Linked DNA regions of Homo sapiens: region 1 is linked to region 2. Evidence: chromatin loops called from intact Hi-C (ENCODE). Cell type or tissue: K562. All regions are shown on one strand.

Region 1 (8,000 bases), 250 kb after region 2:
TCCTGACCCCAGGTGATCCACCCACCTCGGCCTCCCAAAGTGCAGGGATTATAGGCATGAGCCACTGCGCCCGGCCAAGAATAAGTTAATTCTATAGCCAATAACTAGGCTGGGGAAGTAAGTGATTGGGTACCACTCAGGGGTGTTGAGCTAGAGAGTAGCATGTTGAGATCTCTGACATGGGTCAGTACTGCTCCTCATAGCATGGGTTGAAAAAGAGAACTGGAAGCACTGGAGACTAAGGAAAGTCATCTATAATGACATGTTAAAACTGGCCAAGAGACTAAGGAAAGTCATCTATAATGACATGTTAAAACTGGCCAAGAGAAGAATAAAGTGGTTGCCTTCCCAGGTGCCAAAGGGAGGGAGCAGTAGAAGAGGGGAAGCACATGAAGAGTTACTGATAAATAAATAAGATGATTTGAATGATCTGATTCGTTAAATCCAAAAAATACAAAGAAGATTTGGAAAAAACTTTCCAATGATAATTTATTGTAATTCCACTCATTCATATGTTCAATCACTAACTTGGTACCTACTACATAGCAAACACTGGTCTAGATACTGAGTCAAAAAATAAATGTGAACCATTGAATTATACACTTTATACAATGAATTGTATGGTATATGAATTACAGCTCAAAAAAGTTGTCAATGAAATGAAACAAATGAGATGTTTTCCCTGTCTTTAAGGGGTTCAGAGAAGCAAAGGGGAGATAGACAACTGCAATGCAGTGCAGTAAAGGGTTAGGACAGAAGTAAACTGAATGGGCAATATGAACACACAGAAGGAACATCTTAGCCACACTGGGGTCCGGAAGAACTAATTCATGAATGAAAAGTAATCCAGGAAGGGGAATGCTGGAAATCAGAAGAAGGCAAAGTTGGCAAGCTCCTCACTTAAAGTGAAGACTGAATGCCAGGAGGGAAACATGAGAGATGAGGCAGGCCCAGGGCGAAGGCAGGTCATGAAGAGCCTGTGTACTACAGCCTCACTGCTCAAGGTGTGGTTCTCAATTCAGCACAGGCATCACCTGGGAGTTGTTAGAAATGCAGGCTCATGCCCTGTCACAGACCTACTGAGTCAGAATCTTCCCTTTAACAAGATTCCTAGTAATTCAGATGGACACCAAAGTTCAGGAAGCATTACACTAACAAATTTATTCTCAGGACAAAATCCTATGGGGAATCATGAAGGAATTTCAAGCCAGGCAGTGGCATGCTCAGATATGTGCATTACAAAGATCTCACTAGTAACAGAATGAAAAAACAGATTATAGAAAGTAAGACCAAAGATTGCTTAGGAAGCTGTTTGAGGAACCAGGAAAGAATAAGGGACCAAGCTGAGTATGGTGGCTCACACCTCTAATCTCAGCACTTTGGGAGGCCAGGGTGGGAGGATCACTTGAGCCCAGGAGTTCAAGACCAGCCTGGACAACACAGTGAGACCCTGTTTCCAAAAAACAAAAAATTAGCTGGGTGTGGTGGCATGCAGCTACTATAGTGCCAGCTACTTGGGGGGCTAAGGCAGAAGGATTAGTTAGCTCACAAGGTCGAGACTGCAGTGAGCTATGATCACGTCACTGCACTCCAGCCTGAGCAACAGAGCAAGACCCTGTCTCAAGAAAAAAAAAAGAAAGAAAGAAAGAAAAAAAAGATAAGGGCCCCAAATAGAGCAGTAACAGTACTAGGAAATGATAACTGATTAGGTGGGGTGCAGGGGTGTGGGGGAAAGTAAATCAAGACGATTTCTAAGTTTTGTGTTTGGGTTACTGGAGGGATACTGATGTCATTCACCAGACAGGAAAAAGAAATAACAACAACAATGACAGTAGCTAACATTTCTTAAATATGTGCCAGGCATTATTCTAAGTGCTTCCCATGTACTATCTCATTTAATCTTCATAACAACCCTATGAAGTAAGTATTATGCCATCATACAGATGTAGAAACTAAGACACAGAGAAATTAAATCAGGTAGGGTAGTATGAAGAAGGAGGGAGCAGATGACAATCGATTTTGAATATGCTGGGTTTGGGGGGCTTGTGAAGATGTCCATAAGGCAGTTGTCTGTAGGGATCTAGGTTTGTAGGAAGAGCAAGCAGGCTGGAAACAGGTTTGGAAGTCATCAGCACAGGGCTGGCACCTGACTCTTCAGGACTGGATCAGGCCACAGTGGGAGGGAGTGTAGGTCAAGGACAGAGCCCAGGAACATCAATATCTAAGGTGCAATAGGAGGTAAGTGAGCTTAAGAAGATGAGAAAGCAGACAGAGAGAAAGGAGAATGACAGCTATAACAGCAACAATAGTAATAACTAATACTTGTAAGAATTTACTAAATACCGGTCACTATTCTAAGCATTTCTTAATATATTATAAGTCAGTCATCATTAAAACCACATAAGGTAGGTTTTATTATCACCATTATAAAGATAAGGAAATTGAAGCATAAAGAGGTTAAGTGGCTTGCTTAAAGACACAGAGAAAGTAGAATAGCAAAACCAGGATTCAAACCAAGATCCAGTATCTAGGTGTGGATTCCATGCCCTTGACTTCTATGATGTACTGCCTCGCTTTCAGGACCCTGGGAGGGTTGGAAGGCAAGGAAGGAAACAGTTGCAACAAAGCCCTCAGAATAGTATCTGGCCTACAGTAAAGCCTCAGTAAATATTAATCACTATTATTTGATAATTTACTGCCATGGAACCACACATTTGACTGAGCCACAGTCTTTACAAGAAAACAAGTAACAACTATATAAGGTTAAAAAAAATCAAGGTTTTAGTGGAGGAAGAAAAGCAAAGAAACTTCCAAGGCTGCTAAGGCTTCAACTCAGTTTCCTATGCCTTTAATGTCTAAGGCTCCACACAATCAACCCTTGCCCAGGTCTGTGGCTACTGCCGTGATCCTAGTCCTTCGGAAGGGCTGCTACACACGGCAATGACCTGAAGGCCTCACTAATCCCAAAACACCTTCTGACTGCTATAAAGATTCCATTCTATAACGCTCCTTTAGCATTGGGCATATTTTGCTCCATTCTAATTGTTTTACAAAGCAGGTTGTTGATGCTGAAGGACTCTCGGGTTCTCAACTGTCCCCGAAAGCAAAGGCATGGCCTTCTCCAGACACTGTTAATTTGTTCTAATTAGGAGGACATGTCTACAATGTCCTGATAACATATTATCAGGTAATTTTCAAACTAAAATTATATCATGTATAGTAATTTAGAAGCTTCATGTTTTTTCTCTTTTTAAAATTCTTTCTAGTTCAATTATTCTCTCTGGCACAGATTGATCCAAGATCAAGAAACAGAGTGAATAAAAGCAACAATAATGACAATGGTCAGAAAAAGAAGCAGTTTCAATTTTTAAAAGGTTAAATTTTTGAAATGAACTTATATGTTTCTAGTCTAAGAAAATTTCTCAAAACAGAATAAAGGTATTAAAAAGCAGAAAGCATCTTCTAGAAGTGGGACATCTGGTCACCCTATCCCTCAGGCAATGCACATAAAGAGTGCTATTTTTAAAATGAAGTGAATGTGAATGCCCTATCCTGCATAAATACAAATGCTAATTCTTGCTAGGGAGACTTGAATTCTAAAATTAACTAAAACTGACTAAGCAGACTTATGAACAAAGATGCTCACCATAACATATCACTTCCATTAGTGAAAAATACCCAGCAGTAAATACATTTTGGTATACCCAGATGACTGAATATTATGCTGCCATTAAAAATATTTTCAGTGGGCTGGGGGCGGTGGCTCACACCCATAATCCCAGCACTTTGGGAATCTGAGGTGGGCAGATCACCTGAGGTCAGGAGTTCAAGACCAGCCTAGCCAACATGGTGAAATCCCGTCTCTACTAAAAGTACAAAAAATTAGCTAGGCGTGGTGGCAGGCACTTGTAATCCCAGCTACTCTGGGTGCCTGTAATCCTAGCTACTCCAGAGGCTGAGGCAGAGGTATTACTTGAACCCAGGAAGCAGAGGTTGCAGTGAGCCAAGATCGCACCAATGTGCTCCAGCCTGGGCAACAAGAGCGAAACTCCGTCTCAAAAAATATATATACAGATATATTTTTTCAACGAATATTTATTGATATAAATTCTCACAATACATATTAAGTTTAAAAATCATTTTAAAAATCATTACCATTTGTGAATATAGACAAAAGACTTAACAAAGTAAATCAATAGTTGACAATGATTATTTCTAGGTGGTATAATTAGTTTATTTTAACTTTCTTCCCTTATATGTTCTGTATTATTCAAATAATCCAGATTAGCTACAAGGCATCACTTCTACAAGCAGAAAAAAAATGCTTATAAATCAACTTTTTAAAAAAGTTTTCCCAATTAATTCTAATTTCCCAATTAATTTCTTCCTACTTGTTCTTACCCTAAGTTGAAGGCTTATCATCTAGTTTAGCAGTTTCAAGGGTTTGTGTGATTCTCCCCCATCCCCACCATCCCAAGAGATATCTAGCAATGTCTGTAGGCAATATTGGTTGTCACAACTAGGGATGGAGGGTGCTACTGGATCTCATAGATAAAGGTCAGAGATTTGGCTAAACATACTACAATACACAGGAGAGCCACCCCTCCCACAAAAAAAAAAAAAAAAAAAAAAGAATTATCCAGCCTACTATCAGTGGTGCAGAGGTTGAGAAATTTTGGTCAAGGATGAAAAAAATTAGTATAAACAGTAAGAGTGGGTTAAAATGCAATAGTAACTCTAAGGGGCTTAACATTTTCATTTCTTAAACAAGAAATACACATTCCGACTTTATGAAAATGTAATCTAGGTTGTGGACCAAAATTCCTTATTATTAAGATATACATTTCCCAATTTTACAGACAGCATCTCCAGAAAAATTCTGCTCCCAACCCAACCATGCTGCTTATCAAACTAGAAGATTTTTTTCTAAGCTTAAGCATAGAGAGACCAACCCCGTGTAAAAGTTGTTTAAGTACTGGCAGAAAAGTGTTTTAAGGTGAGATCATATCTTTAAAGGAATATCTAGTCATCTTACTGTAATGCAGACCAGTATGGTAAGCTAAAAAACTAAGGTTGAACTAGTCTAGTCTAACTAGTCTAAAACTAGTCTAACACAAAAGTGTTTGTTTGAAACACATAAACATGCTCACAAACACAGAAAATGATTTATGCAAACTCATAAAAAATGACTTCCTTTGTGATGTCAGATCAGGGAGTGGTAATAAAGCAAAAACAAAAATGAAGTTCCCTCCTCAATCTAAGTTATGAAAAAAAGATTCACCCTTTAGTAACTTATTTTATTCCATTATAGGTGTGGGATGTATATATACTTCGTTATAACAAATCATAACAGGGCATAAGGGGTGGGTAGATAAAATTAAATAGTAGGGGGATAAAGCAGATGAACAGGTGGAAGGAAGAGAACAGAAGACAGACTACCACTAGACATGAACAAGGAATGACGGACAGGCAAAAAGAAATTGTGCACAATTCTTACTGTTGTGCAATAAGAAATCGTGCAACTTATCTATGTATGAAAATAGGGGAAGAGAATAACGTATGCAAGCAAGGATGTGAAGAAAATAGGGGAAATAAAATGCTGAGGAAATACGGTAGAAAGAAATCAGTAAGAAAGGTGACATAGGGTTCATAGCCCCCAAATTAAGACTGAATAATGGCCGGGCATGGTAGCTCCCGCCTATAATCTCAGCACTTTTGGGATAATTAAGTGGGAGATTGCTTGAAGCCAAAAGTTTGAGACTAGTCTGAGAAACAAAGTGAGACTCTGTCTCTACAAAAATTAAAAAATTAGCCAGGCATGGTGGCATGCGCTTACAGTCCCGGTTACTCAGGAGGCTGAGCTGGGAGGGCTGCTTGAGCCCAGGAGTTCGAGGCTGCAGTGAGCTATGCTTGCGCTACTGCACTCTAGTGTGGGCAACAGAACGAGACCTTGTCTAAAAAAAATAATAATAATAATAATAATAATAATACATGAAAAATCAAAATTGAAGACTGAATAAATTTTCAAAATTTCAATTTCTAACATGCTATTAGTAACATTTGCTTGCACAGACGCTCCATGGCTTTTTTTTTTGAGACAGAGTCTTGCTTTGTCGCCCAGGCTGGAGTGCACCGGCACGATCTCAACTCACTGGAACCTCTGCTTCCCGGGTTCAAGCGATTCTCCTGCCTCGGCCTCCTGAGTAGCTGGGATTACAGGCACACGCCACCACGCCCGGCTAATTTTTGTATTTTTAGTAGAGACAGGGTTTCACCGTGTTAGCCAAGCTGGTCTCAAGCTCCTGACCTCATGATCCGCCCGCCTTGGCCTCCCAAAGTGCTGAGGATTACAGGCATGAGCCACCGCACCTGGCCTGGCTTCTATTTTTCAATCCAAAATGATTCTCTAGGGGAAAGATACCTAATGTCCCCGGTCAAGCAAAATTTCCCATTCTTCTTGCTCAAAGATCAGAAAAGGAGGGGTAGAATTCCATGACTATCATTTTCAGTGACCTATTCATAGCATACATGGACTGAGGGTAGTTGTTTATTTTGACTACCTAGCACTTTTCCTTCCAATGGCGAACAGCTCACAGCCATCCCATGAGGTTGGAGTAGGACTATCAATCACAGTGCCCTGTCCTCCCCCTGGTCTCTGGGGTGAGCACAGACTTGACCACTCATGGTGCTCCTCACCTACTGCCTAGAGGCCCAATGAAAGGAGAAGGCACATGACCAGAATTCCTCTATCAGGCTCTCTTCCTCCAGGCCCAGTGCTGTAAGATCATGTGATCTGCAGGTGCCACTGACCATCTTTTCACCCCTAAAAAAAGCTGCCCTCAGGATGAAACCAATGTCAGACAGCATGTGAGAGTCAGTGAAGAGAGCCCCAATGACCATGTCTGAGCCTTGATTCCAGCCATGCCTAGATTTTTAAGTCACATGAGCAAATAAACTCCTCTTTGGCTTTGAGTTTGGGTTTCTGTTTCTTCCAACTAAAACAGCTGTGGCTGGTAAACTGACTAACACTGTTAAAGAGAGGTTTGGTAAGTCAATGTGCCAAACCTCTCATCCATAAATTACCCAGACCCTCTCTATTTACATCCTGTACCTCAGCTAATACCATAACTTGAAGTGATGAGTTTCAGAAATGTAAAATGTAAATGTTTAAAGTAGAAATTCATTTAAAATGGCATATATTGATTTGTTTCAAGATCTAAAACATATCCCTACTAAACTGAGATTTGATGTTACAAACTTCCACTATTCTGGATGTCAAAGAGTCTACTATAGGGCTGGGCACAGTGGTTCACGCCAGTAATCTCAGCACTTTGGGAGGCCGAGGCAGGCGTATCACATGGTCAGGAGTTCGAGACCCGCCTGGCCAGTACTGTGAAACCCCATCGCTACTAAAAATACAAAAATTAGCCAGGGGTGGTGGCACATGCCTGTAGTCCCAGCTACTCGGGAGGCTGAGGCAGAAGAATCGATTGAACACAGGAGGCAGAGGTTGCAGTGAGCTGAGATCACGCCACTGCACTCCAGCCTGGGTGACAGAGCGAGACTCTGTCTCAAAAAAAAAAAAAAAAAACCTCTACTGTATTCCCAGCTCACCTTCATCTTTCTAAACTAGAGAGTTCGACACCTTTAATCTGTCTAGCCTCTTCACTGCCCTGATCATTTTACTTCTCCTATTCTGAAATTTCTCTAGTTTCATGTACATTTGTCAAGAAGTAGAAACCCCAACCACACATGCAGGATTCCTGGCCAGGACTATATGTTTTTGTATATGTGACAAAAGATGGACAAAACCTATCTTTTTTGTGCATCCAGTCTCCCTCTAGCCCAGCATCTTGCCCACATTTTTGGCCACAGTAGTACATTAGGCCACAGGAGGTAGATACATGGTCCTCATGAACACTTAGTGCATTATGTACAATGCACTTCTCCCTTGATTTCAATCAAGTTTAGAACCATTATTTTGAAATCAAAAAATAATT
Region 2 (8,000 bases):
CCTCTGTAGACATATACCACATGTGTCTATACACAGGTTTCCCCTCTGCCATGGCTGCTAGGAAGTTCAACACAAAAATTAATATCCCAGTAATCATTTCACATTAGGTTCCTCGGAGAGTCATCTTGCCTTGATTCTGTGCTTGATTTTGAATGTTTTTCATTTTTCTTTTTGCTCACAAGCTCTCTGAATCCCTGAATTATTTTTTAGGTGGGATTGCTGGAGGGATTCCGTTTGCCCCTCCAGATTCTCTGCTCTCTGCCCCAGGGGACTTGGTATAAACCAAGGCGATGGCCTTTCATGCCCTCTGGCCTTTGGTTGGGTTTGATTCATGGGGAGCCCTAGCAGGAGAGCAGAGAGAGGAGCGGAGAAGGTTCCGAGTGCGTCCTCCCCAGCCCCCTTCCCTGCAAAGCTGCCTCCAACTGGCTGCATGGCCTGACTGACAGAAGGTCACTGCTCCTCTGGGGCTGACTTTACCCAACTCTCCTTCTAGGCTCCAGAAACACTTGGATGCCCACATGGGAAAGAGCAGTGAACAGTTCTGCTGCTGCCCCCCAGGTGCCCACTGCCCCTTGTATTAATAGCTCCCCTAGACTCCACTCACACCTCTGCAGTTGTAAATAATAAATAACCCCTCCCTCTTGTATTCTGTTGTGAGCCTGCCCCATGTTCCCCATTGGGACTTTGATTGCAGTAAGTAGAATATAAATTATGACTACATACCATATTCAGTCACCGTGAGGGGATTAGCACATTTCCTGGAGCCAAAAAGAAAGAAAACCAGCTGCTAGAAAGGACTGTGTTCAAACCCTGTAAATCACAGTGTAGACCCACACGCTGTGAGCCCGGTTTTGCCAGGTCGGGATCCCCCCAGTGTGTGTTAATGACACTGTGGTGACTTAAGCAGCTGAGAGATGCGCTCGGGCTGGCAGGCAGGCTCATTCACACCAGGCAGGCTGCCTGGTCCACCCTGGAATGGACACTGGAATGGAAGCCAATGACCCCTCACTTGAGGATACCTGGAGTTTCCATTAGCAGGTAGGTCATGTTCTTTAACAATTTCAAAACCTACAGTTTTTTGTTTTTTTTTTTTTGAGACAAGGTCTCACTCTGTTGTCCAGGCTGGAGAGCAGTGGTGTGATCATGGCTCACTGCAGCCTCGACCTCCTAGGCTCAAGTAATCCTCCCACCTCCGCCTCCTGAGTAGCTGGGACTATAAATGTGCGCCACCACGCCCAGCTAATTTTTTGTAGAGATGGGGTTTTGCCATGTTGCCCAGGCTGGTCTTGAATGCCTGGGCTCAAGTGGTCCACCCTCCTTGGCCTCCCAAAGTGCTGCGATTATAGGAATGAGCCACTGCACCTGGCCCAGAGTCTCCTCTACTACAAAGATTAAATAAAATCAGTCTCAAAAGATTTCAATCCAAGAACACAGGGAAGACTCCAGCTCCAGCTGAGTCCAGGCACTTGCTGCCTTTCCATTTGGAGGTAACTCCTCCATCCGAAGGACAGATGTGTCCAACAGAAATATACCCCAGGCCTCCACCACAGTAATGACAGGTAAGTGATCATGAGCAGCAACTAAAAATGCCAAGTGCAGGAGCCTCCATTCTGGCACTCCTCCCTGCTTTCTGTGATCCATAACTAAACCCCTTAAACTACTCCAGGCCTTCCAGAAACACAAAAGGGAGATAACAACTCCAAAACATTAATACAAAAGAAAGAACTCAAGACCTGCGTTAAGTAATCATCCTTAGTGAGCCTGTCACACAAAAGCAATGCCAGCCTGAATCAGATTTCCAGGGGGAGCTCACTGGTCAAGTTCCTAGAGCCTGAGGTCCCAGGGACAGCCTGATTCCAAGGTGTTCGTCCCATCAGAGGGCAAGGATCATAGCAACACTCAAATGGCAGGGGTCAGTGGATGAATCACATGAGAAAGACACAGCAGAAGAGCAGAAGAAAGGGACTTTTTAATCAAAATGCCTCCCCTCGCGCTTCTCCAGGGGTAATCTCACTGCTAACTGAGGGATCTCAGCAGCAGAAATGGAGGGGAAGGCGAAGGGAACACTGCCTCAGGCACCGTCCTTGGTATTTTCCACGCATCAGCTCCTCTCATGCTCACTACAACCACCCGAAGGAATCCTAGTATTGTTCCCATCTCACAGAGGAGGAAACTAAGGCATAGGAAGGTTAGGGAACTCACCCGAGGTCACACTGGGTAAGGTATATCTAAGCAGTTTAACACCAGTGCCCACCGCAATATGAGAAAAGACCCACAGCGTTCATGAGGCCATCTAGCTTCGCCCTAGCATGTCTAAACAGAGAAGTCCCTGATGACCTCGTGCAAGGTGAAGGAAAAGTTTGAGCTGAGGTACCCTCTCTTGAAGGGAGAGTTGCAGGGAAGAGGTGCAGTGGCCCCAATCTCTTACCACCTGCCCACTTCACACAGCACAGCAGGCAGCCATCACCATTAATGCCTTGAGAGGACACGGTACTCTACCTCTCCACAAAACTCCAGAGGGCTTTGTCTAAAACTTCTAAGTCTGTGCACAGGCTAAGTGTCCAGGGCCAACCCGGCACATGCAGGGCCCTGAGAGTGAGTGCCTCTCTCGTCTCGTCCCAGTCTTGGCCCTGGGACTGAGGAACGTGATGTGGAAATCTGTAAACATAACCTAAGTTGTGTGAAACATGGGGGCAAATGGCTGCAAATTGCTGATCTCCAACAATTAGAAAAGGTTTCATGGAAGAAGAGATGGTTTTACTCAAAGTATGGTGAGGCTTTGGACAATTGGGAATGTAGAGAGCTAGCAGGCAGGGAGTAGCAGTTACTATGCACCTGCTATGTGCTTGGCCTGGTGCTGGGGACTTTTACATATGCTTCCTCACGAGTTGTCATGAAAGATAAGGTGCGTTGCCACTCACAGATCAAGACACTAAGTCTTGGCTGGACATGGTGGCTTATGCCTGTAATCCCAGCACTTTGGGAGACAGAGGCGGGCGGATCACCTGAGGTGAGGAGTTCAAGATTGGCCTGGGCAACATGGTGAAACCCCATCTCTACTAAAAATACAAAAATTAGCTGGGGGCGGTGGCATGTGCCTGTAATCCCAGCTGCTCGGGAGGCTGAGGCAGGAGAATTGCTTGAGTCCCGGAGGCAGAGGTTGCAGTGAGCCGAGACTGCACCATTGTACCCCAGCCTGGGCGACAGAGCGAGACTCCATCTCAAAAAAAGACACCAAGTCTCAGAGTGGGTAACCTTAGATTCATACCAATTAGGATTTGAATTCACATTCATTTGATCCCAAAGCCTACTCTATTTGCCCTACATTATCTTGCTGTGAGGAGGAGGACATAATAGAGGTGGGAGAGAGTAGAAGGATCAGGGAGATGAGGGTGGGCAGGGCAGGGCATATCCTTCAGCCCAGCCAGAGCTTGGCCACCTGTCCCCTCCTCACGCACCAAGCCCCCTCTCCATGGAGTACATTATACAAAGATTGAAATGACGACCATAATTATTTTCAGCAAATGTAAGTCAGTGCCGAAAGTGTTTATCTTATTATTATAAAATGTTTAAACTGCCTTTCTCCTCGAAGCAGGTTTGAGGGAACAGTCTGATGGTGATTTTGCTTAGAAAACCATCTTGTTTTCATTCTCCATTATCCAGCTGTGATCGTCTTGCCTATTCCTTGGATATGTTTAACCTGAAACTCTTAGTTTTTTACATTCAGATACAGTCAACCAGGCCACAAGAATGAAAGCACTTAGTATGAATCGGCGGGACATTTCAGCAAGAGAGATTTCAGCAAGACGTAGAAATGGCTGGCCGGGCGCGGTGGCTCATGCCTGTAATCCCAGCATTTTGGGAAGCCAAGGCGGGCAGATCACGAGGTCAGGAGATTGAGACCATCTTGGCCAACACGGTGAAACCCTGTATCTACTAAAATACAAAAAATTAGCCAGGTGTGGTGGCGTGTGCTTGTAATCCCAGCTACTTGGGAAGCTGAGGCAGGGGAACCGCTTGAATCGGGGAGGCAGAGGTTGCGCCACTGCACTCCAGGCCAGCCTGGCGACAGTGTAAGATTCTGTCTCAAAAAAAAGAAAAGAAAAAAAAAAAGAAAGAAATGGCCGATGGCCTCACCCTGATCAGAAGCTTTGACTGGCAGCTTCATGTGGATGTCTAGACTCATACAGAATGAGAGAGTGAATGCCTGTTTTTATAAACACCATCTGGTAGACAGCCTTTCTGAACATGAGCTCTGTGTGGGAAAAGTAAGGCGAGAAGGATTGGGAACAACTGGCTGTGCTGTGACAGTCGTGCCTGCTCCACCTGTGCCGGCATCTGAGCAATAGAAGATGGGGTTTTCTGTACCAAATGAGATGCTTGAAGACCCTGGAGTGCAAAAGCCAGTTCCACTCTGAATCAGTTGCCTAATGTTGGGTAAATCACTTCCCATCTCTGTGCCTTAGTTTCCCTCTTGTAAAATGGGAGAAACAGCAGCACTGACTTCCTAGGGTGGTTGTAGGGATTGAATGAGTTCACACAGAGTTATAAAGTGCTTAGGATGGTGCCCAGCACATTGCAAGCTCCAGATGAGTGCTCACTATTTTACTGTCATCATCAGGAGACCTATGAAGGCCACAGAGGGCCAACGTTCCACTTCTGAACCGAATTGGACCTTGGCTTTACCAGTCATTCTTGTACTCAGCCTAGAAGAGCTTACGGCAGTCACAGGGCTTGCAGCCCATGCCTCTCACAGCCGAGCCAGGAAGGCTGAGGAAAAAAACAAATTAATTTCTAGCTCTTTTAAGGGAAAAGCATAGTCTTGACCACTTAGTCTCCAAATATGTTCTGATGTTTTGTCCTAAAATTAGAATTGATTAGGAGCCTTCAGAATACACATTTGCTGGGAATCCCCACCTTTTAATTTTTTTTTTTTTTTTTTTTTTTTAAGAGAGAGTCTTGATCTGTTGCCAGGCTGGAGTGCAGTGGTGTGATCTCGGCTCGATGCAACCCTCTGCCTCCTGAGTTCAAGGGATTCCTCTGCCTCAGCCTCCTGAGTAGCTGGGACTACAGGCACCCGCCACCACGCCTGGCTAATTTTTCGTATTTTTAGTGGAGACAGGTTTCACCATGTTGGCCAGAATGGTCTCAATCTCCTGACCTTGTGATCCGCCCACCTCAGCCTCCCAAAGTGTTGGGATTACAGGTGTGAGCCACCACGCCTGGCCTTAATTTTTTTTTTTTTTTAAGAGAAAATGGCTACATACTTGGATGGGATATTTTCCCTTACCCAGAAGCGTGAAGGTCTTTTGAGTCTCTACCATTTCAGCTCGATCATTCACACCCTCAATGACAGTATTGCCTCCCATTCTTGTATAATTAAATTCTTCGGCACTCCCTGAAATCAAAAAGTAAGATTTGTTATGTCTGTAACACAGAAATTTGGACATACACATTTATCAGAAGAAGGGAAGTTCATACTCAAAGAACTGTGTCATGCACTTTACACAGTTTATTCCATTTATTCCTTAGAACTCTGCATTACAGCCAGGTGTGGAGGCTCATGCCTGTAATCCCAGCACTTTGGGAGCCTGAGGCAGGGGGCTTGCTTGAACCCAGGAGTTCAAGACTAGCCTGGGCAAAAGGGCAAAACCAAATCTCTATAAAAAATTAGCTGGACATGGTGGCACATGCCTATGGTCCCAGCTATTCAGGAGGCTGACGTGGGAGGATCACTTGAGCCCAGGAGTTCGAGGCTGCAGTGAGCCGTGCTGGCGCTACTGCACCCCAGCCTCAGTGACCCTGTCTCAAAAAAACAAAAACAAAACAACAACAAAAAAAATCCTACATAACAGACACAGAAGCTGAGACTCAGGAAAGTGAAGTGACTTTCTCAAGTTCCAATAGCTGATGGCACACAAGAATTTAAATGCAGGCCTAACTCTAAAGCTCATGGTTTTTGTTCCTGCACCTAACATTTTTATATAGCTTTACTGAGCTTTACTGAATGTACAATAAACTGCATATGTTTAACACGTACGATTTGATGAATTTTTGACATACATATACTCTTATAAAACCATTAGCACAATCCGGATAATGACTCTCTCTCTCTCTACATATATATGTATATATACACACACATTTATATATGTATATATAAATGTATGTGTATATATATATATACACACATTTATATATGTATATATATGTATGTATGTATACACATGTATGTGTATATATATACACATACATCTAATGTTTAAATAGTAGAGGATCTTTCAGAAAGCCCTTCTGCAGGTTCACTATTCACATTCTGTTTGGTAGACAAGGCCAAGGATATTACCTTCATGTGAAATCTGGAGAAACTTAGATTCTAAGAGTACAAGCAACTTCTCCAAAATTAGAGAGTGTGAGTTCAACTCCAACATACTAGAAGTTATCTCCAACAATTCTCATCTACCAGCATAGCACAAATGGCTAAGGCAGGAGAGCTGTGACAGCACGGGGCTCGGGGCCTTTTGTACTGAAGGACAAACAGCCCTATGTTTTAGCCATCTCTGGAATATAATTAATTATGACTACAAGTAATGAATGACCTTGAGCCATCAAGGAAGGTCAAATTATGATACAGGTGGTTTGTTTTAATAAGTGGGTTAACATGTCATGTTCAAATAAAATGGAAAGTTTGGTGACATCATATGTTCCAGCTGTCAGGAGGTCTTATTCAGGTGGTTCTAGCTGGAGGACCATAAATACCCAATGAGCTATTTTTTTTTTTTTTGAGACGGAGTCTTGCTCTGTTGCCCAGGCTGGAGTGCAGTGGCGTGATCTCGGCTCACTGCAACCTCCATCTCCCGGGTTCAAGCAATTCTTCTGCCTCAGCCTCCCAAGTAGCTGGGACTACAGGTGCGTGCCACCACACCCGGTTAATTTTTGTATTTTTAGTAGAGACAGGGTTTTGCCATGTTGGCCAGGCTGGTCTCTAACTCCTGACCTCAGGTGATCCACCCTCCTCAGCCTCCCAAAGTGCTGGGATTACAGGTGTGAGCCATCACGCCAGGCCCAATGAGCTTTAAAAATAACCCTCAGTCTTACAAGTGCCCCCTCTCTCTAAACTCATCCCCCCGGCCCTAATCCATCCCCTTAATTAGATGCACCAATTCTGTCCCTGAAACCAAAGAATCTTGTATCTTTGGGCAAATACTTAAAACAAATATATTACTATAAGAAGAAAGTTAACCTAGAATTTAAGCCCTCCATAAAAGAGAGACCCTTTCATACACGATCCATCACATACCCAATTTAAGATGTTTAAATTCCGACTGCTGTGCAGATGCACAAAGCTGATAGAAAATGTGGTAATTTCGTTCATTTTCCGACTGTAAGATAAAGAAATGTCCTCAAAATTACACCAAATCCTTACAAGCAAAAATGCCAGGTTTTTAACTAGAGGGTCCTAGATATCTAATCCGCATGGATAATTCTCTGTCTGGGATGTGATCTGGCCAGTTCACAAGCAGGCCCTTCCTCTCAGCTGAGAACTGGGTGGCCTGAGATGGCCTTCCAAGTAATGAGCAACCCAGAGAAAGTGTTATTAAATGAAAACGTCCTATGAAATGGGAATGGCGTAACTCATCCTAGTGAAATTTTTACAAACTTCCTGCAATACAAGGCTTTCTGTTGCTCTCCTCCTGGGCCAAAACGATGAGAAATTTCTCCATTTACTGGCAGAAAAGCCTTTCTTTTAAAACCCCCTCAATAGCTCTGATCCCATTCCCTTCCTGATAGGAAAGCCAGTCTGTCAGCTTAGCCTATTTCAAACAGTTTTCGTACTCTAGAAAGAGATACTTGCTTTTTAAACTATAAGGATTTTGTAAATCCCCCAAATTAAAAAGTCATTAACCTTTTCCTGCAGACATACAACTCACCTGATATTACACCTATTCATCCATCAATTTTTAATAAACAGAAAAAAGAATCCAAACTGCAAATGAAAG

Evidence for each region. A loop is a pair of places that touch in the nucleus more often than their neighbours do. Peaks named below come from ENCODE experiments on the same cell type or tissue, not always from the same donor. Only the 100,000 strongest peaks of a DNase experiment are listed, where the experiment ranks them.
Region 1: a loop joins it to region 2, with 4 times the contacts of the local background. A loop is called at or near these places in 23 of 110 quality-filtered maps.

The regions. Positions count from the first base shown.
Region 1 is chr15:52,513,655-52,521,654 of GRCh38, forward strand. The region is part of intron 1 of MYO5A (myosin VA); the gene reads right to left. Among named protein-coding and RNA genes, the nearest start is that of MYO5A, 11 kb to the right of the region's middle. In K562, no CTCF peak of the experiment used is centred here; no DNase peak of the experiment used is centred here; H3K27me3 peaks cover 1,045 bases.
Region 2 is chr15:52,264,463-52,272,462 of GRCh38, forward strand. MYO5C (myosin VC) reads right to left here. Exons shown (of 41, transcript NM_018728.4): 7 at 7,301-7,382; 8 at 5,291-5,398. Among named protein-coding and RNA genes, the nearest start is that of MIR1266, 8.7 kb to the right of the region's middle. In K562, no CTCF peak of the experiment used is centred here; no DNase peak of the experiment used is centred here; H3K27me3 peaks cover 3,182 bases.